Linked DNA regions of Mus musculus: region 1 is linked to region 2. Evidence: chromatin loops called from intact Hi-C (ENCODE). Cell type or tissue: left cerebral cortex. All regions are shown on one strand. Links, peaks and the distances in the headings refer to the core of each region. The heading gives the core; the rest is flanking DNA.

Region 1 (16,593 bases), core at 4,078-12,077, 180 kb before region 2:
TCTTTCACTCTACCTTTCTTCTATTTTTCTTTCTCTCTTTTCTGGTGATAGGGGTGAGACAGGGAGAAGGGGATAAAGTTTAGGAAAACAAGAACCTACAAAGTACCAAAGACCAGCTACAGGAAAAGGTAAACCATGTGTGCATCTGTTACTCAGATTACTCTTTAGTCATCAGTGATCACTAGATATTTGAGAGTCTGGAGAGGGATGCAGGACGTGAACTTTGAAGGATGACTAGGAAGTGGCAGTTTAAGGTTAAGGGGTAGACTGTGTATGAGAGAAGCAACTGGACCTGCAAATGCCATGGAGACTGAGGCTTCCCAAAGCAACCAGCAGAATAATAAAATGTGTGTTTCAGGCTGCAAAAGAGAAGGGTTAAGAACTTAAGAATTTGTAGGCAACTATAGGTGTTAAAGTAATATATATATTATATATATAAAGAAACATAATTTAAAATAGGTCATGAATTTGAAAGACTAATTAGGGGTGTGTGGGAGGATATGGTGGGAGGAAAAGGAAGGGGTAAATAGTGTAATTATATAGTGATCTCAAAACAAACAATTAAAAAATTTTGTGTTGAGTAAAATAAAAATGGTCAAATCATTAAAAACAGCATGGTGATAAATCTAGCCTTAGTCGTTGAGAATAGAAGTTATGCCTTTTGCATTTTCAGATTTTAATAACCAGACATGATTGTATAGGACTTCACAAAGTCCCTCCTGAGTGAAGCACCCTGACTTCTATCATGTTCCATTCTCAAACACCATCCTTCTTTTTGTGTGTGGGTTTGGAATACCCCATTTTTCTAAAGTCTTTAGCTTATAGAGCTTCAAGCAAGAGGTGGTAAAATAGACAGAACTATGTTAAAGTTCAGTGAACGTGCCTTTTTATTCAACAGAGGTGCATATAGACTGCCATGGAAATGATGAGTTACTATTCAGTAAGATGAGGATTTGAGGAAGCCATGGAAGATTTTCTGACAACCGGAAGGGAAGGAGATAGAAGTAGCATCTTCTTATAGTTTTTTTTTTTCTTTATTATATAGCTGGACACTTCTAGGAAAAAAAAAATGCCTTTCACCTGTTTGCTGAAGTTGGAGTGCATCTTAGTCCTCCAGTCATGCTTTTCTATGGGGATGGAGAAAAGCACTTATCATTAAGTGTGCAAAGGGAAGTTTTCCTTTCTATTTATTTTGAGTGTACTATGATGTAGCATCTCAAAATATTCATTTTAAAATCTAGAATCTATTTAGGGATGCTGTCTTCAAAATGAACAGGAAGGTGAGTGAGGTGAAGGAGCAGGCAGAGATGAGACCGAGGGTTCTTAAAAAGTCAGGGGCAACAGATTTGATGCATATGTAAAATACTGCAGGACATGGTTTTCAAACCAATGGGTGACCCTGTGATCTCCCTGAAGAAAATGAATAACCACTCAGGAGCTCAGAGGAGACAGCCAGGTAGAGCTGATTGCTTCCCTTGATATTAAATTGATGCTCTTGTCTGAGCGGGCCAACCATAGGTCACAAGTCATAGCTTGTAGAAGCAACTTAATTATGCTTTCCAGTATCTTATAGAGAAACGGGCACAGCCAAAGTACTGTGGCATTTCCCATCCTCTATAGAAGCTTATTTTTGTTTCAAGTGAGTAGAGTGCCTGGGAAAAATGGGAAATCGCCCTTCCTGGTGCCTTGTTTAATTAACATTCCTTTAAAGAACCCCTCACTGCTAGAGAAGGACCACCACTTTGGCTGAGGAGATGTAAGGCTAAGTTGCTGGAGTGGCTCTGTGCCAGCGATGTCAATCTTGACCTCTCTGGAATGATTAGTACAGAGAATGTACTTAAGCATCTGTGCCCCTACCGGCCCCATCTTCTGCTGGAATTGGCAAACACTTAGTGACTATTGTTTACGGAGCAACCATCTGTGGAGTGCCAGTGAGACTCCTGACTACTTTTATACAAGGCACCAAACACCAACAATGGCTGCCTGTACCTCCCGACCTTATGCAGAATTTGAACTGTGACTCAGATGATAAAACTATTACATGAGCAATCTTCGTGTGCAGACATGTTTTCTTCTGTATTACAATGTCTTCTGATCATCTTACAAACACGAGATTTTAAAAAGCACTCTGTTCATGGACCATTTGTGTAGCACATTGAAAAAAATCAGATACCAGTAATAATTTAATATACACATTGACATAATGAATTATCATGTACTTTCAATAAATTATAAGAATGGAAATAATTCTATGGTTTTAGTAATTCTTAATTAATCCCTAAAAATAAACCAAACTTAATGTGAGTATCACTAAAACTTTTAGGATTTTCAAGTTATTATTTTGGAGGATATACTACATTACTTTAAAATTTCTGTAACATCAAATAACAACTGATTTCATGGTTTAAACAAAACAAAACAAAACAAAAACAAAGACAAAAGTAAAAAGACCGAGTATCAGCTAAGTAGGGCACACCCATCCATGCTGAAATATTGGCTATACTGATCAGTCCAAGCGGAGGAAAGCAATTGTCTCCAGTGCTGTGCCCACCAATGAACCCACCCAGCTCCAAGGGATGCTTCTAATCCAATGGTGAAACAGATGGCCCTGTTAAAACTAAATGGGTCATAAAACAAAAACAAAAGCCATGAGCCTGGGAAAGCAGTTGGTAAGCATGGGGCTTATTGATAGAGATGAAGAGGAGATGAGAAGGTGGGAGGGCAGAGAGGACTTCAAATACGTTATGATCATGTATGAAGTTGTCAAAACAGCAGAATTAGTGTGTTTTAAAGGACTCCCTTTTAATTACTCTTAATTAGAAATAGCTTACCACCAAAAGTATTAACTAAACCAATGTCATTGACAAACTCCCTGGCCTGTTCAAAAATGAAACTTAGGAAAAAAAATATGTTTTATAACCCACCAAAAAAACAACTCTAACATAGAATGGGACAGCTAGTGAGTGAAATGACTCATCAATGGAAATATAGTGAAGCTAGAATTATGTTAATTATCTATTGGACTATATCCAGTCCTTTTAGTAGGCCTGTCAAGGTGGTCTTCTTGGCCTCTAACAGAGGAAAGAGATGACAAACAGCTTATAAAATAAACTAGTAAATAAAATCACAATATGTCATATGTATATATGCATGAAATTATTTTAAACACTAAATATTTTATTTTATAAATAACCTATAGTTAGTTGACAGCTCTACGTGCTGGGGAAAAGCCCAAACCTTTGCCATTGTGAAGGTTGTGGACACTGATATTATGGGGTCACTTGAATATGTAAAGGGGTTTCATCCAGGGATGTTATTATTAAAGACTAGAGCTCTAAATTGTAGAGAGCTTTGGCATCCTCAGAACATATGCATTAGGACACTTGGCACAATTGAAGAAGTCAAGAAACTGGTGATGTTTTTACCCATAAGAAAAGGATAGATAACATTGTCACTTGTGTGTAAAGTTTTGGACAGCTACGTAATACAGATTTAAATCAAAAATGACAGATCCACTGACTCAAAACATAATTGCTGCTGAAGTGAACCTGTATGCCTTTCAGGTTAACTATTGAGTGGCTTAAGCATTGCTTTCAGGTGCAGAGAGCGTGACAAGCTGTTGGTCAATGTTATAAGCAGGAAGCAGTATTTATTGCTCAGGGTTCTCTGGGGATGATTTGTTTTCCAAAGGGGAATTTTTAGGCTACTGATGACTACAACTTGACTTGTATTAAGTAGATATTCCCTAAATGAATTGCAAGCATAGTGAATGTTCTATAAGTTAGAATAAAATAATTAACCATGATTTTGTCAAAGAAAATTTAATTTACCTTTAAGTTGTGAATGAACAGTGGAAAGAAAGGAAGAAAGAAAGAAAGGAAGGAAGGAAAGAAGGAAGGAAGGAAGGAAGGAAGGAAGGAGAAGAAAGGAGGGAGGGAGAAAGAAAGGAAGGAAGGAAGGAAGGAAGGAAGGAAGGAAGGAAGGAAGGGAGGGAGGGAGGGAGGGACGGAGGGAGGGAGGGAGGGAGGGAGGGAGGGAGGGAGGGAGGGAGGGAGAAAAGAAAGAGAAAGAAAGAAACAAAGAAACAAAGAAAGAGAGAAAGAGAGAAAGAAAGAGGAAAATAAAATATAACTGCTCCCAGGTATGGGGGAAGAGATTTATTCTACAATATGTAGGAGAACATAGAGGCAGGACCTCTAGGAGAGTCGAGAGTTGACAGGACCAGCTGGAGCTGGACTATGTCAGGAAAGGGAGAATGAGGGGTGAGGCAGTCAGGATGCCCAAAGATACAAAAAAGCAGGGGCACGCAAAATAGTTGAATTATATATTGGGAAGAACAGCCAGCCCATTTCCCTGGCCTGGGGAGTTCAGGGTAGGGGTAAGGCATACCAGCCAGGAGACCCCTGTACCAAGTAGGGATTGTAGGGAAAACCTGGTGGCCAGGTCCACTTTGATAGGTTAAACAGACACCTCAGCCATTTGTCCAAGGTTAGAACCTAACAATTTATATGCTGAATAGTTTTTCCTGAAAGTCTAAAAATACATTAAGTATATAAAAAAACAAAAATGTATTGTTAATGTTACATACAATTGATGATACACATTAATATGAAAGAGGAATCATTGTAGCATTAAAGTGTTTTCAAAAGTAGCTAATGAGAAACACTCATGTCTTTGCTTTTAGACTGTATATGTTCTTCAGCTAAGAGAAAATATAAGAAAACTACATTTAGAGACATACTTGATTAATATTCTATATATGCCACAACTTTTGGTTCCTGGCCGTACATCTACTATCACCACCAAATAAATATAGATAAATAAAAAAATAATATATAGGTATAGATAAAATATAAATAAACTAAAAATGATGAGCCTATTTGTTTTCTAAACCATGCGATAAATAAATGAATTATGTAAACAAATTGATAGATGTGCAGTTTGTTGTGCACACTACCCATAGCACCACCAAAAGGAAGGCAGGAATCTGAATCTAGTGGTTGTCATCTGCATCATTAGAGAAGTGTAGTCCAGATAAAAAAACAAGAACAGAAACAAAACAAACAGCATCCCATTGCCTTTCAGAAAGGAATTAGTAACAAAACAAAACAAACAAAGAATATAAAAGCACTAAGAAAAACACTGAGTCTATTTATGTGGGCCAACTCTTCAGCATGGGGCCTGCCCTGGGGTGTGCTTGATTTGGGAGGTGTATGGAAAGAGGATTAAGTATGGTCAAAATATATAATAGAAAAAATTAAAGCTCATAAACTTTTTAAAAGCCATATAGGAGGATGAGGAGGACGAGGAGGGGGAGGACAAGGAGGATGAAGAGGAGGAGAAGAGGGGGAGGGGGAGGAGGGGGAGGAGAGGGGAGGGGTAGGATGAGGGGGAGGAGAAGGAGGGGGAGGGGGAAGAGGAGGGGGAAGGGAGAAGGAGGATTAGTATTAATTACTAGCTAATGTTGCCATACAAACCAAGAAAAAGTAAAATCAATTTTTTAAAAAACAATATATATTTCACAAGTTGCATAAAAGCTTCAGAATTCCAAGCTAACTCCTACCATGACAACTGCATTTCGGTAGTCCAGTCTCAGCCTGAAACTTTATTTGCTGTGATGTATCACTGTGATTGTTTATTTTACATCTCTAACACTAACTTAACTTGTATTTGTTCCCAAATGAATTTCCTGCTTAACTTGTTTCTCATAATTAAACTTTCTTTATCAGGTCCTAGAATGTGTGTTATTAGAACTCATTGTACACATTCACACTTGACTGCCATGTTTGGCTGCACGTCCATACACTGAAGTGCTTCATGGCTATACATAGGGAGAAAATTAAATAATAAATACGGAGAGTTGAACGTTTTATGAGTGTCAGAATGAGAGAGTGCCTGCAAGGCCCGTAAGGTTTCACACAAAAGAGGCATTACAGCTGAATCTCACATGCTGACACATCCCTCAACTATAAACTCTGCAGTAATGGCAGCAGTAAAGTGTCCTTCCATTGAGTAGAATTTCTCTCTTACATGCAATGGGAATAGGCACAGAAGAGATTATATTGACTGCTATAAAAAGAATTCAAATAAAACTCCCCAAAGTTTAATGTCTAATAATTTCAAATGCCTGGAGTGATTTATTGGTTTCCTCTGACTTCAGTTAAGCTTACACTTGGCAGTTTTCACCCCAACAGATATGCTACCAAAAGGGAACATAAGTTTAGATTTTCTTTACCTTTCTTTCTTTTGCAACACACTTTCATCTCCGCTAGACTAAGTACACTTAAAACAATGTCATGCTATTCAAGAAACCTTCCTGGAAACAGCTGGGAATCTCTGGGCCGTAAGGACTGGCTACTTCCAAGATATTACAAGTTATCTTTTAATAACAATAAATAATAAAAAGAATGTTCTACCTTTGTTGAGGGTATTCATTAATTCCACCTTTATTTTTCTGGACCTTGCACATTTTGAAGATTAAACATTGAAACTTCAAATTCATGTAGCAGTAGGCTTTTTATTGCAGGTCCCAATACAGCAAAGGAGAGAGGTTTTGTACAACAGATAATGTATGTTGAATTTCAATCATGCAGAAAAGTAAACTCTCCCTTTTAGTGTACTTCCACTTAATGCAGGTCGAATTTCATCTTTTAAAAAAAATGGGGGTTCACACTGAATGTGGTTAATCATATCAAAACCATGAGAGCCACAGCCACTATATTAGTAATGTCTGGAATTTAGGCCAGTTAGACCATATAGAAGATAGCAATACCCAGGGGAATGCAGTATCAATATCGCACACCAGTAGCTTTGGGGAATCCAATACCTATGTCTTTCACTTACATTAAGAGTGGAACTTGCCATTTTTCACCTTAATTGTGAACTTTTAACCTCCTTTTCCAAATTACACATTTGTGAAACTCTAACATAAAATAAAAGAAGCCAATCGAGGACACCGTGTGCCTTTGAGAAATCATTACCATATGTGTGGTGGAGAAAATAGAACAAAATGTACTGAACTTATCAAGTGCACCCTGTAGTGACTTGCCAGACCTATAAGTGGTCCTCTGTTTGTCAACCTGTGCTGAGCTTGTATCCATTAGCTGGGTGTGACTATAAATTTGGAAGTGTTCTCTATGAGCTACGTCCTTTGCTATTGGCTGTCAGCATGGACTTACCTCACACAAGGCTTATCAGAACTTTGTGTAGAGATTTACTATAGACACGTCATCAGCCCTCCAAGTAGATTATACAAAGAGAAGGTCAAAGCTGCCCCTTTTCTTTTTCACCATCCAAAAAGAACATAATGAAGCCTTGGAAAATATCAGCTACTCTTGACAGAAAAGTATTTCCAAGCTACTGCAGAGGTATGTCAACTCACTCACCTTTGTCATCAGTCTGAGACTCTCAGTCACCACAAGCACCATTGCTTTAATGATTTTGGGATATGCAAGTTAATCTTTAAAAGGACCCCCATCTTATATTTTGGATTTCTAATCGCCTTTATGTCAATAATTGTATTCTCAATCGCCTAAAGAGAGAAATATAACCCACCTATCACTCGACATGCTTTATTGATTTTGTATTATCAGTAAATATTATTTGTATGATCATTTGGATGTTTGCTATTCCTAGACTCTGTGGCTAGGAGCAGTGGCTGGAATGTACCACACACAGAACGTCCATTCTTTGCCTTCCAAAGCACACAAACCACGTGACAGAGAAGCATGGAAAAGAGGCAGGGCCAGCTTCACAAATATCTGGGGGAAACGAATGAGCTTGTAGAAATTCTTCCTTGGAATCTATCACTCTACAAAGGGTTAACCCAAGCCCACAGAAACAAGAAGCAGACAAGTTCCCACTTTAAAAATTCCTGGGACACAAAAGTTTTCAACTTGGCAATTGCATCTTTAAAATACAAATTTCATATACTAGCTGCAGAATTCAGTTTTTAAAACACATGGGCAAATCCGGGGGGGGGGGGGGCGGAGTTTGGTAAGGTTCCTCTCATGATAGCCAGAGTGCTATCTGAAGTATTTGAAGTTTGTCCAAGAAAGGATGGGAGGGGAGGAGCTCAGAGGACATTGAAGAGTTGTCTCTGGTGAGTCCAGACTTGCAGGAGAGTCTTTAATGTTAAAAGTAAAGGTGTCTGCACACATTTCACAAGGTATCCACACAAATCCTGGGGAAATGTCTAATGCTTCCTTTAGGAGACTAAAATAATACCAGATGCCACATTTTACATCACGACAATTGCCTTTCTTCATTTTATTCCAGTGCATTTGAGCAGTTGCTATTTTATAAGCGAATGCTCAGCCTTAAACAGAAAGGGCCAACTTAAAGAGCCTGAAATGTCAAGGGATGTGAGGGAGCTTCCTGAATCTAAGCATCTATAGACACTTCCATACAATTCTTAAATACTTATATATTATTATGTAAATATAATTGTGCTGGAGCTATGTGGATTTCAAACTTCAATGAGAAGAATGTCCTTTTCAGATTCCAAAACAACTTTTACTTCCCTAAGTCAATTAATATTCACGCATTTGAAAGATTAATTTTAATTACCGCTGGTACAATCGATTTCCTTCTGTGAGCACAGAGGAGTTTTTTTGTTTTTTTTTTTTTCCTCAGAGCTACAAAATTTCTTTAACTGAAAGAAAAAAAAATATTTTAACCTAAATTCAGTTGCAAGAAAATCGCTAGAAACGCAAGCACTCACAGCTCCCTGGGAAAGAGAAACTAGGAGTCAGGAGCAGAGGGAAGCAAGCTAAAATCCTAAAGGTGGCTCGATGCCCGATGCCCGGTGCACTCAGCCTGGGCCCTGGGCGGAAATACTGCAAAGAAGCTCATCTAACTCAAGAAAGTTAAGACTGACTGTATTATGCAAAGTCCTAAAAGGCAGTCACAAGATAACCTGAGTGGCAGAATCCTACTTCTTTCTCCAGGACCAGATGCAGCGACTGTAACCCTTTAGTGCCCGACCGAAAGAAGGAGGTGGTGGGGAAAGGCAGAAAGAAACAGAGGGTGGGAACATCGGAGCTTATGAAAAAGGCCATCCTCTTGCTGACTGCATCCCCAGCATTCCCCCAAGAAGCTTAGACAGCCTGGGAAACTGGGCCGAGGCAGCATAATGAAGACCGGAGCTCTCCCCCAACCCCCCAAGCAGGATTTTCTAAAGCACTGGCTGCCTCCTCTCCTTAAAGTATCTCTAAGAGAAAAATCTCCTGGTCCAAGAGGGATCTCCTTACTGAGAGATTTTTTTTTCCCCCCAAGGCAAAGTTGAGAGGCAGAAGGCTGCTTGGCTTCCCCACTGACGCCACAAAACCCAGGTTTTGAAGCTCGGTGCGAGCGGAGAGGTCGCGATGCCTGGGAGATGCGCGAGGTGGGCTTCCAGCCTGCTCGCCCCATTTCTCCGGCGCCGCGTCTGCAACCCCTTCCGCACAGTGATACCCAAACCCGCAGCCCTCTCCCGAGGAAAGAGGCACAAACTTACCCTCAGGAAGACACGTCCACCGAGGGAGCCCCCTCATCTTCCCCCAGTCCTCTTTCCATTATTCAAGGAGACAGTTTTACCAACACTTCCCGTCAAATTCAAGCCGAAACGGTCAAAGTATTTACCAGTTTGCAGATGCTTTCTTTTCAACCTCTGGAACTGGGTAATTCTTGTTTCAGAATTCAAGATGCTTCCTTTATTTATTTATTTTTTTTTTCTTTAAGCAGCCGCAACCCCAGATCCACCTCCCCCTCCCTCGTTATTCACCCACGGACACTTCCTAAACGTGTGGATTGATGCTTTTTTTCTCTCCAGATGCTGCCAGGATCCAGAATCCTGGAGAACCAAAGCCGCATCCGTGTAATTCCTACCATCAGGCAAGAAATACAAACGATCAAACAACGTTACTTCTTTGAGCTGCGATCAGATAATCCTACTAATCCAATAGATTTATCTCGATTGGAAATTGACCTCAAAGATGAATCCCCAGTGCTCGCGTCCAGTAGAACGATTCCGTAGCCCTATCCGGGTTACCGAAGGGCTGTGGTTTCTTTCTTTCCTTTCCTTTTCTTCTTTCCTTCCTGCCTTTTTTAATTTTTTAAAAATCTTTTTGGATTCTGGGTGCACTGCTCGCAAAAGAAAAAAAAGAAAGAAAGAAAAGAAAAAAATGCCGAGGACCCTGGTTTTCCCCTAATACAGGTTTCTACTCCAAATCGGTGCAGAATGAAAAATGATACAAAGGTACCCCTAGTGGCTCGCGGCGATATTGCAGGGAATTCACTTTTTTCCTCCATCCCCTCTTCACCTTTTCCACCCCCTTCTTGGTCCCCTGGCATCTAGGAATAACTTGCTGTTATAGTAACCAGGGTGCTGAACTCCAATCACTACGAGTAAAATGAAGCTGTCTACTAAACAGGTAGGATGGGTTTTGCCTTTTACTGGAAAACTGAAGGTCTTTTCGACATTTAAAGTTTTTCCCCAATAACATTTAGTAGCTAATATGTCAACTTAGGGAAGCACTATGATTTCAAGGAAATATATTTGTTTCCTAAACACCCATAGTTAGCAGTTAGCATGCACATGCGCTCACACACACACACACACACACACACACACACACAATTCTGTTCTTTTGAAATGTATTGTTTCAGAAAACCATTTAACCTTTTGTTTCCTTTGAATAAATATAATAAAGGATTATCTAGATAATATTTTATCATTTGGAATTTTAAAATATCTTCAATTAAATCTACTTTTTATCTGTGTGTATATGCATGCAGAAAGTTGCATGTGCAAGCACATATGCCAGGACCTATGTATGGAAGTCAGAGTATAACTTTCAGGAGTCTCTTCAGCTCCCTCTATTTAATGGACCCTGGGGACCTAAATCACACCTTCAGTTTGATGTCAAGCATTTTTACCCACTGAGCTATCTTGCCAGCTCTCATTTTGGAATGAGATTTATTTGGAATATATGTGTATGTTTATCATTTTACTCATAGATGTTCATGCACCTATGCACATGCTCCCTGTGTGTGCAGATGCCTAAGGAGGGCAGAAGTCATGCCCTAGAGCAAGAGAGATAGGCCTTTGAAAGCCATCCAGCAAGCATACTAAAATTTGGGTTATCTATAAAAGCAGTAAGCACCCTCATTGTGAAGCCATTTCTCCAACCCATTATCTTGGATTTTTTTATGTCTGCTCAGAAAAGCAGGCACAACGTCTGAGTGCAGAGAAAGGGCAACACCTGACCATCATGACCCAGGTTTCCTGGATGCTTTCTTGAAACCTTTAGAGTTCAGCGGCCTCTGCATCAGCACCAGGAGTTCTGAGAGATTCCAAAGAAAGGAATCAATGCTGTGAATTTCAGGCCTCTTTGGCAAAGCAGTATTCCGCATAGTCTCACAAACAGTGTCTATCAATAAGCCAGCAATCTTTTTAAAATGAAGATTCTAGGTCTTTAGGACTGAGATTCTCCAATTTTAACAAGCCCTCTGAGAACACTTTGATTATCAAGGGCCTGGTAAAATACAGAAGTTGGATTCTCTTTCATGCTGATGGGTTCTGTAGCTGCAAAAACTAGAAAATTTTTCTTAACTGACTAAATAATTAAGCCTTTAAGTGTGTGAACTGTTAAAGAGTCAGGAGACATTTCTTCTACCACTAGTTTTGCTGTTAATTGGCTATGTGACTTTGAGCAGTAACTTTGCCTATGGTTAATTTATCTATTAAAATTCAAAATAAATCAACAAATGCATATGTTCCTAGATGGAAGATTCAATATCATAAATTAATCTATAATACAAATAAAATTATTATTAAATATCACTACACTTTATTCACAGAACTTGAAAAGTTGGGTCTGAAATATGTATGCAAAAGCAAATGATAAAAAAAAAACTGCTTAAAAGAGTAAAAATTAAAACCAGAGGAGCAAAATTCATGGAGTTCCTATTTGAACTATTAAGTAAGTTTTAATCCAGAATGGCTGCAGTTAAGGTTTAGTCATAGAAACTAGTTCAAAAGAATAGATAAGAAATCCCAGAAATCTTTGCATACATTTATGAAAACTGGATAAATACCAGGTGCTATTAGAAAATAATAAAAGCATATGAATTATTCAGACACAGCCTCATACATATGAAAAAAATAGATTTCTAACTTCTTATCTTACCTGAATTTCTATTTAAGATAGCATAAAGGACAAAAAAATGAACCAGAAGGTAGTTATATATTTCTCATCAGCGTATTTTAAACAATAAAGTAAAACATACCAGGTAGACAAAAATTCTCTTGACCAAGAAGTCACACGGGCCAATAAGCATTTGAGACCTCTGGCCTTCAGAGAAATTTACAGCATGATGCTAAGATCACACTTCATAGTCATGAAATTGACTAAAATCACAAATCTAGTGGTGCCTGCATGATGAAGATGTGAAGAAGCTGTGGGAAATAGAATGGGTGAAGGTTCAGAGGGTTTAGAATATACCTTAAAAATTCGCTGGATAAACTCACAGCCTACAAAATTATCTTCCCATTCTTAGACATAGTCATTGCAGGATGGCTTAAAAAAACCTAAAGTCTAACTACTTCTGAGTTGATAGAATATTAACATGCTATAATAGAAATATAACAGAGATAAATGAAAGTCTCTTAGGTACTTGCCATGGATAAATCTCAAAAATATTACATAGACAATAATATTGACTATTGCCTAAGATGTCTGATGGATAGTAATTACTAAATCTATATATTAAATATAATGATACTAGAGTGATGAGTTATTGGTTAGCATCATTTGCTGTTCCTTCAGTGAAATTGGGTTCAATTCTCAGAACTCACATGACAGCTCACACACATCAGTCATTTCAGAGATCTGGTGCCTTCTTTTTGGACTCCATTGGCAATAGTCACCCATATAGAGTACATACATACATGCAGATAAACACTCAAACTCATACACATAAGAAATAAATATAAGTGAATCTTGAAAGTATGTGAAAATGGTATGTCTACTAATTTGGGGAACAGAAGTATGTAGCCCCAGTTTATTACTTGAGTAATAGAATAAGCAAAATTCAGTGCCAAGATTTCCTCTGGGAAGGATTGAGTTAATGAATTTTCACCAGCATCCTGAATATCATCACCTGAATCCATAGTACTTTATTTCCCATGCTGTATCTTGAACTACTCTTTCATATAAACTAATTCTATACCTGAAATATTTCATTAATATAAAATACTTCGACTAGATGCTTTCTGTGAACCCTTATAGAATTATATATTTTTTAATTATAAGTTAAAGCTTTCAGAGGGAAATAGCTTAATGACTTTTGAGTTCAAGTTAAGAGAAACATTTTTATTTAGTGAAAAAAAATACGGGCATAAAACATAAGTCAATGCAGATATTTTAAACATGTAAAAACTCAGATTTTTTTTAATGAAAAATAAATTCTTTCATACAATTCTTCTAAATACATCCTAACCACATTTTCCCCTCCCTCCACTCCTCTGAGACATCCCCGACCTGTCCTCTACCCCAGGTCCACTCCCGCTACACTGCTTCCTCTTCAGAAAAGAGAAGAAACAACAAGCGTAGGATATAGAAAGACAAGATGAAAGTCCTTATATATCCAGGCTCCACAAGGCATCCAAATATGAGGCAAAAGAATCAGAGATACGCCCGCGCCCGTTGTTCAAACTCCCACAAAGCCACCATGCTAACAGCTTTAATACTTACAAATACCCAGCAGGTCCGTGCTTACTGCTTGAGTCTGTGAGCTCCTATGAGAACTGCTTAGCTGTTTCAGTGGGTCATGTTCTCCTTAGGTCTTCCATCCCTCTGATTCCTATAACCTCTCCTCTCCCACTTCCAGGGCTCCCTGATCTCCAAGGAGAGGGATATGATAGATACCTTCAATTTAGACCTACCTACCCCTTTCCCCCCACCCCCCGAAAATGTCTGGCTGTGGTTCTTTCTCCTCGGCTCTAATCTACTGACAGAGGAACCAGAGGAAGTCTATTTGATAATGACTAGACGAGATACTAATCTGTGAATGTAGAAAAGTATCATTAGGAATCATTTTATTTATTTATTTATTTTAATTAATTTATTTTATTTGGTCAGTTCTGTTTGGTTCTATCCTAGGTCTCTGGACTATCCAATCTCCAGTTTCTGACCATCCCCCAGGCAGAACTGAGCATGGATTCCTTCTGCTGGTGTGAGCCTCAAGTTAAAACATTGGTTGACTCCTCCCACAAGTTCTGTGCCACCATTGTCCCAGCACATCATGCAGGCAGGACAGATTGTAGGATGGTGGCTGGGTTGGTGTTCAGGTTTCTCTTTCTGTAGCTCGCAGAGTACCTTGTGCCAGAGATTAGAATGCATGAATAAAAGTCTGATGAAGGCACCAGCTCAATCTCTCTGTGCTCAATGAGCTGTATGGATGCTGTTATTGACAATGGGGCCCTGCCATCCGTTTTCAGAGAACGACCTTCTGTCCTAGCATCAGCCTGGGTTGTTTAGACGTCTCCATAGAACTTCCTCAAGGAACAACTCAACAGAATGTAACCCAGTCCCACCACTGGAAGCCTTGCTGGCTACAAAAATATGGCCAGTTAAGACTCCTTATCTTTTGTTACTAGGAGTACTGAAAAGAATCACTTTATAGATTTATAGATTCAAAAAAAAAATCCACTGCACTGTTTCCACATTGTGCCCCCACCACCCACCCAAATGGCCCTGTCTCTTCCTGGACTCTCTCTCCCCATCGTCTACACACTGATCCCTTCTGCTCCCACCCCTACCAACTCCTAGTCCACGTGACGAATCTATTCTATTTCCCCTTCCTAGGGAAATCCATACACCCTCTGAGCTCTCATTTTCTCCTAACCTCTCTGAGTCTATGGATTGTAGCTTGATTATCATTAACTTAACTTATTAAAATATCCACTTATAAAGGAATATACACCATATTTGTATTTCTGGGTCTGGGCTACCTCACTCCGGATGACTTTCTAGTTGTATGCATTTACCTGCAAACTTCATGATGTCATATTTTTTAAACAACAAAGTAATACTTCACTGTGAGAATGTGCTACATTTTCCGAATCCATTAATCAGGTGAGGGAAATCGTGTCTGGTATCAGTTTCTAGCTATTATGAGTAAAGCCATAATGAGCATTGTTGAGTAAATGTCCTTGCAGTAATTTGGAGCGTCCTATGGTTACATGCCCAAGAGTAGTAGTATAGCAGGGTCTTAACATAGACTGATTCCAAGTTTTCTGATGGACCCCAATATTGATTTTTATAGTGGATGTACAAGTTTGCACTCACACCAGCAATGAAGGATTTCCCTTGCTTCACTTCCTCACCAGCATGAGCTGTCATTTATATCATTGACCTTAGCCATTCTGACAGGTGTAAGATCAAATCTCAAAGTAGTTTTTATTTGCATTTTCCTCATAGCTAGGGATGTTGAACATTTCTTTAAGTGTTTTTGGCCATTTGCTATATCTCTGATGAGAATTTTGTGTTTAGATCTGTACCCAATTTTAAAATTTAGATTATTTCTTTTTATTATTATTGCATTTCTTGAGATATTTATGTTAGATGTCTATCAGATGTGGATTGATGAAAATCGTTTCCCATTCTGTAGGCTGCCTCTTTGTCCTATTGACAGTGTTCTTGCCTTACAGAAGATTTTCAGTTTCATGATGTCCCATTTATTAATCGTTGATCTTAGTGTCTGTATCATAGTTGCTCTGTTCAGAAACTTGTCTTTTGTGCCACTGTGTTCAAGGAAGTCCCTCACTTTCGCTTCTATCAGGTTCAGTGTATATAGTTTTATGTTCAGGTCTTTGCTCCAAAGTACTTGAGTGTTGTACAGGGTATAAATATGGATTTATTTTGTTCTTCTCTGAGGGATGCAGTTTGATGCACCGTTTGTTTAAAATGCTTTCTTTCTTCCAGTGCATATTTCTGCCTTTTTACATCAAAACTCAGGCATTCATAGGAGTGTGAATCTATGCCTGGGTCTCCAGGTCAACTCCACTGTCCAAGCTGTCTGTTTTTCTGCTACTACCATACAGTTTTTGTTACTGTGGCTCTAGAGTATAGCTGGAAATCAGGGATGATGATAATTCCAACAAAGAACTCAGAATTTTATAAATTCTCTCTATGGAGAAATTTTTCCAGTCACAGAGTTTTACATTTCTAGGAAGTAGAAATCGATTCCGAGTGATTTGTTTCTACAGTGAATAATAGAATTTTTAGATATCAAGCAAAATTCACCATCAAAATCAGGTAAAAACGTGGTTAAAATGGAGAAGCAGATTAACACATAATGAGAACATTCTATCATTTTTCTTTGATTGCATAAACACTATTAAGGCCTCTAGAATGGTGGGAGGGATGATCAATGAGTCATGCTGTGTCTCACCACTTAAGGAGAAACTACCAAAGCCAGAGAAGCCACAAGCAAAACTACAAAAGCCAGAGAAACCACAAGCAAAACTACAACACAAAATTTGCTACCAGAACATTTCAAATCTATATGTGAATTCAAACAGAATATTTCTCCATATGACAAAAAAGA
Region 2 (16,593 bases), core at 4,812-12,811:
TATCGAGTGATCAGAATGAAATCCTGGGACAATCAGGTAGCCTTCTTTAAGAAATGGTAGATTGCAAACACAGACCCTATTGGATGGATAAATATATAAATGATGTCTAAGTCAAAATGACTTCAATGAGTGAGCTTCCAAATAGAATCAACCCTTCTGAATCCATAGTCTAATAGGTGTTTTAAATAGTAGTTTGCCTTTCACATATACAAGATTTATATACAAATATATTTAAATATATTTGTATATTTAAACTCATGTGTAGATAAGAGTTTAAATTTCTCTTTAGAGAAATGAAACTTTACAATTTTAGAGAAATACAATATTAAAATTTTAAGTGGGAGAAAAGCATTATAGAATTATTAAGTTAGGTAATTTCTCCTTTCTATGGTATTAAAAAAAAACATATCCTATAATGGACTCTTTAGTTTTAGTGAAATTTGCTCTATTAAATAGCATTAAATATTGTATGACCTAGGAGAAACTGCAGAAACTGGCCATACCTTAGGCTCATGCAATTAATCATAATTATCTTACCATGAGTTTGTTGGTCGGAGAGCAATTACACAGGTTGAGATGACAAAAGGCCAGGTAGATGCTTGGAAATCATACTCCAGTCCTCTGACATGCAGTATACAAGAGTGTCCACTAACATGTGGCTCTGTTTAAAACTCTATTTCACAATGCTGCTACTTTCAAACACACTTTCCATTAAAGCAAAGGGGGGAAGCATCTGTTCCCAATCCTAAACACAGATGGAGTGACTAATTATCATCTTACATTTGATTCATAACCAGTTCCCTTGGAGGCAGGGGGCTCAGTTCAGAGGTGACGGCTCTGGTGGAAACTGCTCTAGGCATGGAGCCCAGAAATAGAACATTTGCACCAGAGTTATGGCATGCTCTGAAAAATGTTGTAACACACTGAAGGTAAACTGAGGAGACAGCCAACATCCATAACAAAATCCACTTTAGAAGTGAGAGTAATACGAACTCCAACCTTCTCACCATTCATGGTTCTTGCACATTGTAGATTTGGTGAAAATTACTGGATAGCAATGAGGCTACTGATGTTCCCAATCTAGAAAACAAACTGTTAAAGTGTGTGTGTGTGTGTGTGTGTGTGTGTGTGTGTGTGTGTGTGTGTGATATAGAGCAAGGTATAAACTCAGTTTATTTGTACTTCCACGTATTCCATCTTAGTTTCCTATCTGTCTACAAATATAACATATATTCCTCTTAAAATAACTCAAATGCCATTGGAAACTCTCTCCTTCTCTTACCTCTCATATTCTAAACTTAGCAGCTATTGCACATAACTTTAAATAATTTCCAAACACATATACATCCAGGGGAAAAAATTAATGAGTGATACTTGGTAATACTCACATCTATATACGTATATTTACTACATTATTTCTCCTTTCCCTAAACAATTGAAAACAGACTACAAAAATTTCTCCAAACATTAAAGTCTTGACGCTAAGTTAAAGCTCAAAATTTTAGTTTTAATAATAAAACAGAGTGAAGTGGGTTGACTGGGAACACCGATTCCAGTGAAGCACAGACTTTCTCTGAGTTTTCTTGAAATGAGGTTAGAAGGAAAGAACAACATTTTTTTCATGTTTTTAAAGGGAAAGATGATGTTTGAGAGAAGCCCATGGGTATATGGTCTAAAAGTAGATCTTCCCATTTCATAGTTATGGAATATGAAATATTGGAATATGTGGAAGTACAAATAAATAAACTGAGTTTATACCTTGCTCTATATCACACACACACACACACACACATGCACACACACTTTAACAGTTTTTTTTCTAGATTGGGAACATCAGTATGAAGAGTGCAAGGCATTTCCTTTAAAGGTAAAACCTCTGTAACTCACCCTTGCTCCAGCAAACAATGCACTCATGCTTGTATATAAGACCGTAGTAGAACTCACTCACACGGTATAAAAAAAGGCATGAAAATGAGAGGCTAATGAGTGTGGGAAAGAGACACAAGAGGATAACAGAGTGTGTATGAGCACAATACATTGTAATCTCCATGAAATTATCTAGACATCATGTGCACAATCTCCATGAAATTATCCAGACATTCTGTGCTTTGGGAAAATTATTTCCTAAATTTTTCAAAAGTCTGTGGATATATAAAAATTTCCCTAAACTAGTTTTGAATATGTGTAAGTTTGAAATGATTAAGCCCAAAGATGTTCTACATAAACTTAAAAAAAAAACCCTAGATTTTTCATTTGGAGAGAACCGAAATAAATCCCATTCTTTAAAAGAGCAACTGGCCAAAGAATCAGTCATTTCTCAAACTATTTCTAAATCGGGTTGGTAAGGAACACAGGTGAGGGCATGTGACCTATTTGGCAAGGAAGACATGCTTTGATTTAATGACCTGATGTAGCTATCCCAGAGAAGTAAAATGTCCAGTTTACATGTGCAATGTACTGTAACTGAGTGTTCACCATTCTCCCATCCAAAACACATTTTTCAATTTTCCAAGATGTATTTAAAAACAAACAAACATGAAAACCTGTGCGACATCACAAGAAAATGGCATGCACTCTATTTCAGGAGCTTGAACTCTGACATGAACTTACCATAGTGCAATAGATCCAAAGATGGTTGGATTACATTTTGTGTATGTGCTGTTAATGTAAGCATTTGGATTCATGAGCGCCTAGAGAAGGTGATCAAGAGAGCTGCAGGAAGCCCTCCTTGCTAGCCTGTTTGCCAGCTCCTAGCCTCTCCTCTCAGTTAACATTGCTCTGATTTAAAGGTGATTACCTCACTGCTGCAGAAAAAGCCAACCCTCCTGTAACCCCAAGTGGGCATGACTGAGTCTTTATGAGAATGCAAAGTCCTACCTTGCATAAATTATAAGGTAGGAGTGGGGGCTTCTTTAGTTTTTCTGCATTGGCTGTAAGGGAACTTTTCTTCCTAGCATTAGGAAGCTTCACAAGAGAATGCCTGTTCCCTCCTGTTGATGTGTGGTTGTGTCAAGAGGGTTGACTGCTTCTGCAATAGCTACACTGGTCCCAGGATATGCAGTCAACTGACATGATTAAACTCCTATCATTAAATTGCTAAGTCAGCCAACCCTCACTCAGCTCACCTCCAGAATCATCGACTGACCCAGTGACAGTCTTATTTGTAAAGGCATTCACTGGGCCCTTCCTGCGATTTTATTTCTTTGTTTTCTTGAGCACTTGTAGCTGAACTTAAAGACTCACCACGCTATGTGTACAAAGTGCTCTACCATTGAACTACATCCCTAGTTCTTCACTTGGTTACTTTGGAACTCACAACTTCAGGCTACCTAAGAATCACCATACTTTACATCTCTACATTGAACAAAGCTTAACACAAATTAGCTTCTAATAAACTTATAGAGAAAAATTTAAATGAATAGAGAAAATATTGGACAAGTGGTTTGGCCATCCATAGCAATCCTGATATGTCTTTGTGCAGCAGGTTTATTACTTCTAAGTTAGCCTTTATTGCCATAATTAGATAAACAATTAAGAAGCATAGCTGTTACGTTTCGTTTCTGTTCATGCTAACATGTCTGTCCAGAGATCTATTAATTTTCTCAGTATCATCACCAACATGTGATAATTTGTAAAATGTAAGCACTGGAAAGCAATACTAAACCCAAGATGTACATTTTTATTTCCTTTATCCTTCTTAACATAATTGACCACATCCTCATTTGTAAATGCAATGTCTGAGGAGGAAAGGTAAGAAAATAAAGCTGCTCTGTCCTGTCCCCTTATTGCCTAACAATTGTCATGGTTAATTCATCAACATTTATCACGTGAAAACCATATGCCCTTGACTTTTCCACCTGTCTGAACTATTTAGATGACTTATATGTATTTATTTATTCTATAATTGCAGCAAGCATTACTAGGTTTCAATCTCATGTCCATTCCCCCCTCAAAGATTCTAATATTGTTCAGGATATCAAAAGTAACCAAACTATTTTTATACCAACATCAGATATCAAGGAGTTGCCACCAGACAAGAGTCTGATGTATATGAAAATGCAAGTTCATGGGGAAAAAAAATCACATTGCACATACGGCCCAAAAAGCAGGTGTGTGTGGTCCCATCCATCTCCGTGCTTCTCCTCCCCATCTTCCTTCTTTATTCCAGGCTCATAAAGGCTCATTTGTTACTTCAGAACAGGCCCTCACTAGCACCGACACACAAAGTGAAAGAGCGAGGAGGAAACAGATTCTCCCTTCCCACTCCAGAGCAATACTCCCAACTATGGTCACTTTTTTCACACAGGGATTCTTGGCAATGTCTGGAGGTACTTCTTGGGTACAGGACAGGTGCGTAGAGTAAAGGTCATGCATACTGCTAAACATTCACAATGTACAGAATCTTTCCCACAGAAAAGAAAAATAATTAACCAGCCCCAAATAACGGACAGCAATGTCAAGTTGGGGAGTTCTGATTTAAAGCGCTCCCTTTTCTTTGCCACCCTCACATTTTGGTGGACCAGAGATCATAAGCGAGATGGTAGGCCTGGAGTCAATCTTCTGATCATGACAACAAAGTACAAAGGTGATAGGAGAATCTTGTTTGCTTCAATGTTTTGTCAGTTGTCTGTCTTCTTGTTATATGACATTAAATAAACCTTACTTTCCTAATCCACTGCTAGACTAGTAATTACTTCATGGTGAAATCTAGTTATGAAGAATATGTGTTATCCATGTGTGGTCTACTTCATGTTCTGACATGGAGATAAGAATTCTAAATGCAATGATAAATCAGGTATGGATTCTGATCTGACCACCAGCAATTCACCATCCAATAAAAACACCAAATAATGGAATGTGAAAATAAGTGCTTGTGGAATCAGCAGCCTATCAGAGGGGGTAAAGGAAGAAAAAGGGTGAAAAGAAAGACAGCCATAGGAAGCTAAAATTCTGGGCAGTGGGTGTGAAGGGAGTTGGATCTACTAAGATATGTTAACACAAGCACATAATAAGAGTCATGGAACAGGACCAAAAGGTAAATTTTGGAGTAGCAGCAGACAAAGGAAGTTTCTATGGAAAGTTTGTGAAGTGTTGATTCTCATAAAATTTGGATGTTGGCAGGTAGGGCTACCCCAACCATTGGGCAATGTTGATATCCTCAAGACTGGTCTTAAGTCTTAGAAAGTGCAAGTCTTGTGACTCTCCTTATAAGTGATTGAAACATAACTAAGAGATTATAATTTAATAGACTGAAAATGGTCATCAAATGTCACATAAGGAAGACAGACCATGGCAAAATACATTAGATTCTATTGTCAATCTGCTGAAATTTCTGGTCTTACTGTTAATTCCAGCTGTGCTTTGCTTTATAAAAACTACCTTCACATAGGTAATTTATGAAGTAACTCTTCAGTAGGGGCAGGATCTTCTAGAGACATCCATGACTAAGCTTTTCTAAAAATGTTAAAAATTGATTTAACACTTGGAAACTCAGAGAAAGGTATACCAATTACATGAGATAGATAGATAGATAGATAGATAGATAGATAGATAGATTAAAAACCATCGACCCATAAAATGTCAATAACATCAAAGATAAAAATTTAAATAGCAAATCTTAAAATTTGTACCTGTGTTCTATAGTTTTAGCTACTTAATAATCCTAAGGTTTAATTTTATTTTTGAAAAGCTAAAGTAATAAGTTAAGGCAAGTTGACATAAGAGCAGGACTTATCCCAGAATAACTGCTTGAAAATGCTAAATGTGAAGTCAAATCTGAGAAACTAGGGTTGGAAGAGATGGCACTGTGTCTTTCAGGGGAGTCATCTGACTGACCCTGCCCAGAGTCAACTAGACTTCTAGGCAACCCTTCCCCCACCAGAAACAAGCAGAGAAGATCCTGGGCCTACCTTCCTGTGTAGCCCTGTTCCAATTGCAAACAATCCAAGCATTTTTATATGGCAATATGTTATCACTAAATAAAAATGGAAATTTTCACAAAATAAAACCACAGGAAAAAAAATTAAATTTGACAGACAGCAATTCTGAGGGTGGAGGTGAGGGGGAAGTCCCCAAAGAGGCTCTTCTTACTTCAAACCCTAGGATCTCTAGTGTTACTTCCTTCTGAAATATCCCCGTTCCTCCTTTAGCTAGAAGGATTGTAAAGACTACATGTAGAAGAGCAGGCTTACAGAAAACAGTTACTCCTTTTAATCACTCCGTGCCATCAGAAGGCCTGAGCAATGATTAACTTCCACATTCTCTGTGAATCACTCCATCACTAGGCAGTGCAAGGAGACTGAGATCCATTCTCTGCCAAGGGCACAGTAAACTTAATGGGGTTTTGCATTTTGCATTAGATATTCTAAATACACACATGGTCTTCGCTGCTCAACTCATTTCCAAAGAAAACTGGCACTCTCTTTAGGTTGTAATAGCTGACTACGCTCAGAAATTTTATAGATTTTGTACTCAAGCACACACACACACATACATACATACACACCTCCTCTAAATGCCATTTAAAAAATTATGATCATATTAATAGTCCAAGTATAATTAATTTTGAGAAATGTATCAAGACACTGTAATGTCAAATATAGCATGAAACTTCCAGTTACTTAAGCAAAATAGGCTACAGTAGTTTTAGTATAAAAAGAGGGAAATTGGGATGTCAACACTCTATTAAAACACACAGTGAAAGAGAGAGGGTTAACTATCTAAATTCACATTTCCCCAGCCCTATGTCTACCACTAAGGCCCTAGAAATGGAAGGAAAAAGAGAGAGAGAGAGAGAGAGAGAGAGAGAGAGAGAGAGAGAGAGAGAGAGAGAGAGAGAGAGAGAGAGAGAGAGAGAGAGAGAGAAAGAGAAAACAGTGGTACAGGCCAGAGCTCATTAGAATAATCACAAATGAATCAAATATGGGACATATTTCCCTCATTCCAATAACAGCCTAACTGCTTCCTCCGGAATAAATTATTCCTCGTTCAAAAACCTCATCCTAAATAATTTAAAATTTACTGCAGGTTGCTTTAATATTATGTCTACTCACAAGGCATTGTGCTGAGGCTGGCAGGAGTCAGTGGCGAACCGTTTAAACCTTGGGGTGGACTACCCTCTCTTCCCAGGAGAGTTTATTGCCCAACAATGCATAATCTATTAGTCGCTCCTCGCGGGGGATCCAGAAAGTGACATCTTGACTTGAACCAGCACGCAGATCGGAAAGCCACTTCAAAGGAAACCTTGTAGAGAAGAAGAGCAACTTTCTAATTCCTGTCAAACTAAGAGGCGGAACCAAGCCCAGAAGTAGCCTCAAGGCCTGGAGAGAGCAGAGCAGAGAGCCGACTCCACACTCCAGCCAAGGCTCAAGAAAGGCTTTGCTTCTGGAGGCGGCATTGTTCCTCCATCCGCTCAGCCTCCGCGTCTCCCCTCCGCGGACTCTCAGAATCACTGCCTTTCTCGGGTACCTCTCCGCCGACCTCCGGGATCTGGGTGCCTGGGTCCCAAGGCGCACCCAAGCAGGCTCACTGCAGAGGCTGGGGCGCCGCTCGGAAGACTAGGAGCCTCCGCACGAGTCCGCCCCGACCAGGGCAGCGCGCAGCGCACACTCAGTGTCTCACTCCTCTCGGCTTCCCTGGCTCCCACGGACTCGGTTGGCCTCTCACCACCCACTCGGGTTCGCCTTTCCTGCCTTGGCTTCCCACACCAGCTCCGCACCGCCGCCACAGCCGCGTCCCGACGCTCCGAACCCTAGCAGGCCGGGATGAAGGGATGCCAGGGTCAGGGATGCACCCGAAGGAGAAGAGAGGCTAAGGCGAGCCGGGGCAGGTGGGGAGTCGCGGGCTGCGGGAGAGGGCGTGTGCGAGCGAGCCCCCCGAGAAAGATGCATGTACTCGGCCACCCCGCTGGAAGAAGGACCGAGGGGGCAGGATGCAACGTGGAGAACGCCCACCGCGAGGGTGCGCAAAACCGGCGATTTGCAAAGTGCCAGGGCCAGACAGGCAGAGGGGGAGGAAGGAGGCTGGCTGAAGACCAGGAACAGAGAGAAGAGCCCACTTCTCCATCAAAAGGTCTGTTCGGTTAACGCATCCCCAGAGCAGGAGTTAATCGAGGACTGGATGCAGTGTAAAAGGTGGGTTTTAAAAAACTCGCTGGCCGCGTAGGTCTTCTTATGCTAGACTTAGCTCCCTCTCTCTCAACTCTGGGGATTTGCCCTCCCTGTGACACAACTGGAATTTACAGGAGCTGAAGCCCACTGTCCTCCTTGCTGTTTATCTGCATTTTGGAGATTCTATGAAACCTAGTATTGAAGAAACCACCCAGCTCATTAAAGTTCATTAATTTTTATTGTTTTTATTTTCATCAGAAGATAGTAGTGGAGACTTAACACCAAGATGTGTTTAAAACATTGATCTGATCGACATAGCATTTTGTTGTAGTTGTTGTTGTTGTTGTTTTTGTTACTGTTGTTGTATAAAGGACAAAATGTATTTTAAACCGCTAAAAGACAGAGGCAGGTACTGGGAAACTCAATCAAGTGGGGGAATACAAGACACATTTAAACTGTAATGGACTATCACATCTTTAACACAGTCACCCTCCCCAGCACCCGATCCCTCCTCCTGGGCCCCGGGGATTTTGGAAAAGGGTGGAGCAAGGTAGAGAACAGGGATGGGGTAGGGTTGGTGGAAAAGGTGAGGGCAGGTAGAAGCCAGCAGGAAGTTATCAGCAGTCCCTAGGACTGAGGTAAATGCCATGCCTAGTAGACTCAAGAGGCCCCCTTACCTTCTCTCTAAGCCCCCGTTGTACCTGCTCTGCAACCAGAAATACTTCTTGGTGCCTAGCGTTCAGCCTAAGGATGGCAGAACGTTAAACAGTTCTTCACTCTCCCTCCCCTTGTTCCAAACCAGGATCAAAAGAATGTGAATAATGGTCTCTGTGCTCATCAGCTCTGGAACATTTCGCTGTGTTGAGGAGAAGAAGATGAAAACCAAGCTTTGAGACGCACGTAAATGTATCATAAGCTACCCGACCGATATATAAACATATATAGGTTCTTTGCATGTAAATCCAAAAGAAGAGCACCCCAGAAGCCTCTGGAGGAGGGAGGGGGCTGGAGCAGCAAAACTTGGCAGAGCAAATGTATCCAAGGATTTCGTGCCAGAATTCCTGAGAAGCTTTGGAGGAAGAGGAAGAAAAAGAAAAATATGAAATTATCCCTAAACACACACTTGAAACTGGAGACGCCTAAAGGAGAGTAGAAACGGAGAAGATGAGGTTTTTCTGGGAACCACGGATCCGTCAGCCAAATGAGCAATCGCCACAGAAAATCCTAGGCGGAGCGGTAGCTCCAGATGGGTCCCCTGCTCGCGTCCCCGCCGCTGCCGCTGCTACCTGTAGACAGGCACACACACACACACACACACGCACACTCACGCGCGCACACACACATCAGCCTCTGCTGCGCGCGCTCTCTCCCTCTCTTGGCCATACGCTGGGAGCTGGAGTCTCAACACAACTAGATCTACCCTCCTGCCGGGCGGTCCTGCTCACCAGCTCCGGCTCACTACTCCTGACAGCCTTGTAGCACAGCATCACTTCCCCCAGGTCGGGGGGGGGGGGGGGAGCCTCCACAGCAGCCGCCTAGGTGCTGGTGGCGGCCCCCTCCCTTTACTAAGTTCCGCCTTCTCTGGTCCCTCCAACCCGCGGTAGCCCGAACACCCCGCAGCGCCCACGGCGCCAGCAACGTCCGAGGTTGCAGGAAGGGTGAAGGGCCCTGGGCGTCACTCGTGACGTCTTCTAAGCCTCTTGGAGCGGCAACTAAATGCGGGTTGGCAAGGTGGAGGTGGCGGTGGCGGTGGCGGTGGCGGGCCACCTGCAAGAAGCCTCCTGCAAGCTGAGTTTCTTGGTCCTTGGTGCCTTGGTGCTGTGTTTCAGGGGCCTGGGATTGGTGAGAGGGGAGACTGGACCTGGGGGAAACAGCATACCACTGAGTATCGCAGGATCTCACCCAGACCAGCAAACTCCCCTCAAATTCCCTTTAAGTAGGAGCAGGCTGGTCCCTGAACTGGTAGGAGCATTATAAATGTCTAGTACTATTAGTCTCTCCTCTCCAGCTGTGCCCACATTCTTAACTGCTGGAGAGTCAACGTTTAAAAATCCACCACAGTAATCATTATTGGCTTTTGTGACTTGTGAAGGGTGTGATGCCTAGCAGTGCACTCTTGCACCCAGTCACAACCTACTAGCCTCTGTGATCTCTTTGAAAGAGAAGAGAGAAGCTGAGACCCACTGAAATAATTGATGACCACCTGTAACAATCTTAACCAAAAGGAGAATGAGGAGTTGCTCTGAGAAACCAGAGACACACAAGCTACAGCTCTCTTTTCTATCTTGGGGTTCGTCTCATTCGTCTTAGTCTAAGTCTCTAAAATTCAGAGGAATGGGTTACCCCAAATAGCAACCCAATGAAGGCGATTGTCCTAACAGATTTAAGGTAATTGTTGCTATTTGTTAATTAATACTAACCAATAGGAACTGTGAGATTCTGTCACAGTCATGCTGGTTTTCAGAACAACCTTGATCATGACATATTTTCCCCACTTGGAAGGATCCTGAAGGCACTTTTCCATAGTTTTGCGACTTAGTACATCTTTTTTGTTTATTTGGTTTTGTTTTGGTTTTGGTTGTTTTCCTTTCAAGGAAGTAACCTATAGGTATGCCTAGGACAATAAGGCTTCACTCTGAATCAAGCCTGGGACACTTGGCTACTGCTCTTCCTTCTCTAGTCTTGCTAATTCAACTTGAAACCTTCAAAATTTCTATGCAGCTTTCCAGAAAGTTGAAAACAAGTAAGTGTTCTCATATCAGCAACACTATTTCATCGAATCTTTAACTTCCAGGAGATAGCACACTTAAAATATTATAATATGTAGGGCATATGGTACATACCTTTAATTTAATTGAATCAGTTCAGTCCTAGCATTCAAGAGGCAGAGGCAAGAGGACCTCTGAGTTCAAGGCCAGCCTGGCTAAAACTAATGAGGAAGAAGCCATTTTAAAAGAAACAAACAAAGGTAGCATCATGAGAGAGGCTATCATAGTAATTACAACATTAAGCTTTTAAACAAGAAGCAAAGACAATTCAGTAAAGATGCCACTTGTAACTTCCATAAGCTTCTGTGTAATCTGCTGTCTCCTCATCCCGTGGCCACCCTTTGCAGCTGTCCTGCTAAGCTCTAAACGTAGTAATTGAACATTGCTTATTTCCAATATTCTATATCAATAAGATGACATTACTTTTAGATAAGTCCTATTGTAGCTTTACATTATTCTTTGTGAGAACGAAATCTATACACTGAACATTATAATCTCATTTTCATGAGTTACTTAAAAGAAAAGCTCAAGAAGGTTAACAAAACAGACGTGCCAGACAGGCAACATTTGTCACCGTCTGTGTGTGCCATGAACCTGTGATGGATAAGGCTGTCTAGTTGGAGCTATAATCATTTTAGAGACAGGCTTCTGGGCACCCTGGTCAAGGACTATACTTGTTAGTTTTTTTCTTTTATTTTTACTGTGACTTTATCTGTCTATCTCTCTCTCCCTCCTCCTCCTTCCCCTGTGTGTGTTGGAGGGGTGTGTGTGTGAAAGAATGGGGTGTGGGAGGGTCCCTGGGGACATCAGAAGAAAGCATTGGATATCCTGGAGCTGGAATTACAAGTAGTTGTGAACTTTCTAAACGGAGGTTCTCTGGATGAAAAGCTAGTGCTTGTCTGAGAACTTGTCTTGGCTAGGGGTGGTAGAAGTCACTACTCCCTAGCTGGGGATTCTGGAAATAACTAAGCAAGTTCTGCATGCCTTCCCCTCTTTGCTTCCTAACTGGAGATGCACTAGGCCTAGTTCCCCCAAACTGCTGCCTTTGTGACTTTCTACCTCTGTGGACTGTATTCAGGGACTGTAAGCAAAAGTAAACCTCTTCTCGCTTATGCTACTTCTGCGACAGTATTTTGTCACAGCAACAAGAAATTAAGACACATTCATAAGAGCCGAACTTCTATTGATCAGTTTTTTTCCACATCCCCCACTATAGCTCTCAAGGAAATAAGCCCACCCATGTCATTTGGTGCCGAAGCCACTAACCTCACATTCCACTTCTGCAAAACTGGAATACTACTAGCACCTGCCTGGTGGTATTGCTGTGTTTATCATAACAATGCACATAAACTTGGAACACTAAGGATATGTGTTTTCAGGGGTTCTAATTTAGCATCGTTATGATGTCTTTTCTCTTTTGACTAAAATACCAATACACAGAAGGGCATTTGTTTTTCGTGTTGAAAATCAGTCATACTACTTGAGTGCAGTATGACTTCATGGACAAGTCAATAGTGATTTGAGCATGATTTCCTAGGCTATGCCTTCCTTTATTCTCTTCTCCTTTTCTTTTCTTTTCTTTTCTTTTCTTTCCCTTTCTTTTCTTCTTTTCTTTTCTTTTCTTTTTTTTCCTTCCTTTCTTTCTTTTTTATTTTGTGATAAGGCATTAAGTATCACACACTGGCCACCAACTCACTATGTAACCAAGAATGGTCTGGAATTTCTCACCCTTTATTCTCTGACTCCCCAGACATTACAGGTATGTGTCACCACAGTCATTACTGTTCTTTTACCGCTTAAGTTTAGCACGGAGAGACATATTGGACACAATTATAATCTAGAAAGTACTGATCATTAAAGGTCATGTGGCCTTCTGGGTTGTGAAGTTAATGGTGCTCAAATACAAAGTCTGTCATTAAGTCAGAGGCTGTCTGCAAGTCTCAGTAAAGTAAAAACCACACAAATTCTCTGTAAAATTTGCACAAACACATCTGCTCACTTGCAGATTTGGGAGGAAGTCTTGGAATAAAATAAATAAAAACACTGGTATTTTTTTTTTAATCATTGGCTCCAAAAGGCCTAGGTTTGAAAACTATGTATTTATTTATTTATTTACTAACTTATTTATTTATTTATGATAGAGTGAAGGCAGATGTCTCTAAAGAAGTATACATTCATCTTTATAAGTGTGTTTATGTTCATGTGTGTGTGTGTTCATATTGTCAGATAGCTGTGATAATAACATCTTTCCCAGAAATGAATGGTTAAAATATGGGGAAAAGAAAGGCTTGAGTGTATATTTGAGACACCTCAATGTGCTAGTGTGTGTTCTAGGTGTGTTTTCAATCTAGAATGTCACTAAGTGGGAAGATTTCAACCCCTCCCCAGTAATTACATATACAAAGAAAATTAAATAACATGTTCTCCTCAAGTGAAGAAAAAGCAATGGGTATTACTCATTCTTTGGAAAAGTCTTGAAGACTCACAGCAGGAAATTAATATTTTTCCCCTTCCCAAAGAGCTTAAGAAGAAAGAGTGTTAATAAAGTGTTACCCTGAGATGAAATTTTATTGCAGTGTTCATCATAAATTACATGCATTTTACTTAAAATGGGTTAAATATAAATAATATGCCAAGAAGGAGCTTATAGGGCAATGACAGCTCATATTTCTACTTTGAAGAAGTAAAAGACAAAGGTGATTAATCTGTTAAATTGTGACATTATAAAGGGAACCACCTGACCAGCTTCCTGGCAGCATCCTGTTAGGTGGGCAAAGGGTATAGATATTAGAAATGCTAGTAAGTCAGAGGGAAACGTCTAGAATTACTAGCCCAGTAGTGTAGAGTATCCATTTGGCCACAGTCCAGGTGGTTGGCACACAAACATTATTCTTCTGCCCGTATCATCTCTATATACAGCATATCTAAATCCATCCACCCTGTATCTGGCCCTAACCAAGTCAAATCCTCCTACAACTTACATTTCCTGGGATCCAAAACCCAATGTGTTTTCAGCCCAGCACATCTTTATTTAGCTTTCTTTCCACTGTAGATCTCCCAGTTTCTACTATTGCTAAGTTCATCGGTCTCCTAGGAAAATCCTAATGATTTCTTGGATTATCCCAGCTACTCTGCTTACCTACCGGTGTTGCCTACGACAATACAACAGCAAACATATCCCTCAGGCACAGATGATTTGTGTTTTCTCTTCGTGGCATTAATCTGCATATCCTGTGATGTACTTCCAGTCAATCTTGTGCATGATCATTAAATCTGTGATGATTTTCTAGTGGTGTTGCTTTAACTGGGGTCTTATGCATACCAATTGAACATTCTGCCACTTGGCATGCCTCCAGCCCAACTTCTAAGGTCTCTGTTTATCTAAATTTATTTTTAATATACCAAATATTCTCTGGCCATACACTTTATACTTCCCAATCTACTTCTATGCAGGCCTGTATTCTCCTCATGACAGATATAAGACACCCCCCTCACTCCTGTGAGTCTCTTTTCAGTTATCACATTTAAAGCAAGACATTGTTGACTTCATTATCACAAATGGGCTCTTCTCATTTTGTCTCTGATACTTTGTGTTTTGACTTAGACATACTTACCACAACCTGATTTTGTTTGTCTCTTTCTGTCATCAGAAGTCAAATTCAGTTAAGTCATAAGATTACTCTTAGGCTGATATGTTAGCTTCTAGGTGCTAACAACTAGACTGCTTTACAGTGATGTTCTGTAAAATGTAATTGAGGGGAAAAGGGAGGGAGGGAGGGAAGGAGGGAGGGAAGAAGAGAGGGAGGGAGAGGAACACAAATAAATGAGATGAATATCAATTTTAGGGACATGGTATTACAGACTGTCTCTATCTTAGGTAACAGTAGAACATAAAAACATACAAATCTGTTCAGATATTCTTTAAGCATCTTTTCTTTAATGCATATCTCACTTTAAATGCATTAAAACTATAATTACAGGACGTGTGCCTCACTTTTCTGAGATAATGTTTAGAATGAGCATATATTAGCTCTAAATGTACTTAGAAAAAATGAGATGATATTCTCAAAGATACTTTGCCACTTAAAAAACCAATGATACTTTATTATACAAGACTTAAATTCCACATTTTCTTCCCATTTTTCAGAGTTTTGCTATTTTAAATCATGCACTTAAGTGATGTTCTTTTCGTTCCATTCTAAAATTCTCTCCTTGGTAATTATATAAAATGTGAGGCTTATGGAAGCATTTATCAAACCCAAAATTGTGTTTATAATTACATATGTATGTATGTATGTATATGTGTGTATACATATACATATAGAGAGAGAGGGGAGAGAGAAAGAATTGCTGTGTATGAATGTGTGTGGTGGGACACTGGTAAATAATTAGATCCTATTTGATCATGTCACTCACATCTAAGTCCTAGAAGCATTATATTCATTACACCATATCAGTTGCATCTAAATTCTACATACAGGATCCAGTAGGTTTCTGGTAATCTAGTTAAGTGAGTTCTTAATCACCAACCTTTTGAGTTCCTCTGTAGTTAGTATTGTACCTACTGTAATATTAAAAGACATGCCCACTCCCCACTTAAAGGCTGGCAGACTTTGAAGGAGGATCATATCTAGAGTACATGATGCACAGTGCAAATATGTTTCTTAGAACATTCTAAGGAAAAGAGTGAAACACATGAAGACATTGCCTCACCAAAGAGTCAGATGTATTCTTAGTGACGAGTAGTTTATCTGAATCATGAGGAGGTGTGGAAAGAAATGTCAAAAATAAACATGTATGTAAAAAGAAAAAGGTAATGAGGAGACTTGCCTATCAAACAATGACATTTGGACCTGATCCTTCAGAAACTCAAGTTGTATAGTCACAATTGTATAGTGAATGCTAGCAATAAGAGAGGAAAACATCAAATCAAGGAAGTTAAATATGAAGTTATTGCAAAAATAAACAAAAGAATTATGAAGAAGTGTGAATTCTGTAGTGATGATAGCCATAATATAAATTAATGCCTTTCTCAAAATGTCCAGTAAGTTTATTTCCCTTTCACAATAAAATGCAGACTGCTTGAACAGCACCCATCTCTCTCTAGTGTAACTGACAATCTCAAACCTCAACCACAGTGAAGTCAAGGAAGCACACCCAAAGGCAAGTCATCTTCTCAGGTGATTGACCTGGGAGGTTCAAGGTTCCTAGTGCTGCGACTGTATTCAGAGTAATAACTAAACTCATCTCTGTGTTCCTTAGCTTGCCTCACCTGGATTTCCTGAAAAGGTCCCGCCTATGTGGATTAAGGCAAACCCAGAGCACCCTTGAGCACATATTCCCAGAGAAGACCACCTTAATACCTATAGAAAAAAGTTCTAAATGATCTTGCTTTCCTTACACATTCTTTTCTGAATGTGTAAGAATGGAAGTAATTTCATTTGTCAAGGCCAGGTCACATAATATATTTTAATACTCACAAATTTCTCATGTAGTGAAGGCCAACATAGGAAATTCCTATATGTGTCAGTGTAGTCACTAAAAGAAGAGAGACAAAATGATTTTCTAGGCTCCGTGAGAGTTATGTGGTGGCAACTCCCAATTTTCTTGCAGTCCATTTGATCTGAGGGAAAAAGATATTTAGGGATGCTGAAGATACACAAATTGTGGTGTCCTACCTTCAAATCTTTGTTCACTTGATTTGCACTTTGTTGCTA

What was found. A loop is a pair of places that touch in the nucleus more often than their neighbours do. Peaks named below come from ENCODE experiments on the same cell type or tissue, not always from the same donor. Only the 100,000 strongest peaks of a DNase experiment are listed, where the experiment ranks them.
Region 1: it touches region 2 in a loop (17-fold over the local background); 3 of 42 quality-filtered maps call a loop at or near these places.

The regions. Positions count from the first base shown.
Region 1 is chr3:26,143,769-26,160,361 of GRCm38, forward strand. It overlaps Nlgn1 (neuroligin 1), which reads right to left and starts at 10,218. Exons shown (of 6, transcript NM_001357096.1): 1 at 9,497-10,218. In left cerebral cortex, for the core only: a CTCF peak has its summit at 10,248; DNase peaks (open chromatin) are centred at 7,755, 8,139, 9,053, 9,364 and 2 more places; H3K4me3 peaks cover 2,868 bases; H3K27ac peaks cover 2,503 bases.
Region 2 is chr3:26,323,952-26,340,544 of GRCm38, forward strand. It overlaps A830092H15Rik (a long non-coding RNA gene), which reads left to right and starts at 8,002. Exons shown (of 2, transcript XR_389623.4): 1 at 8,002-8,132; 2 at 8,911-12,919. It also overlaps a transcript of Nlgn1 not described here. In left cerebral cortex, for the core only: CTCF peaks have their summits at 7,936 and 8,832; DNase peaks (open chromatin) are centred at 5,857, 6,207, 7,512, 7,984 and 3 more places; H3K4me3 peaks cover 4,649 bases; H3K27ac peaks cover 3,216 bases.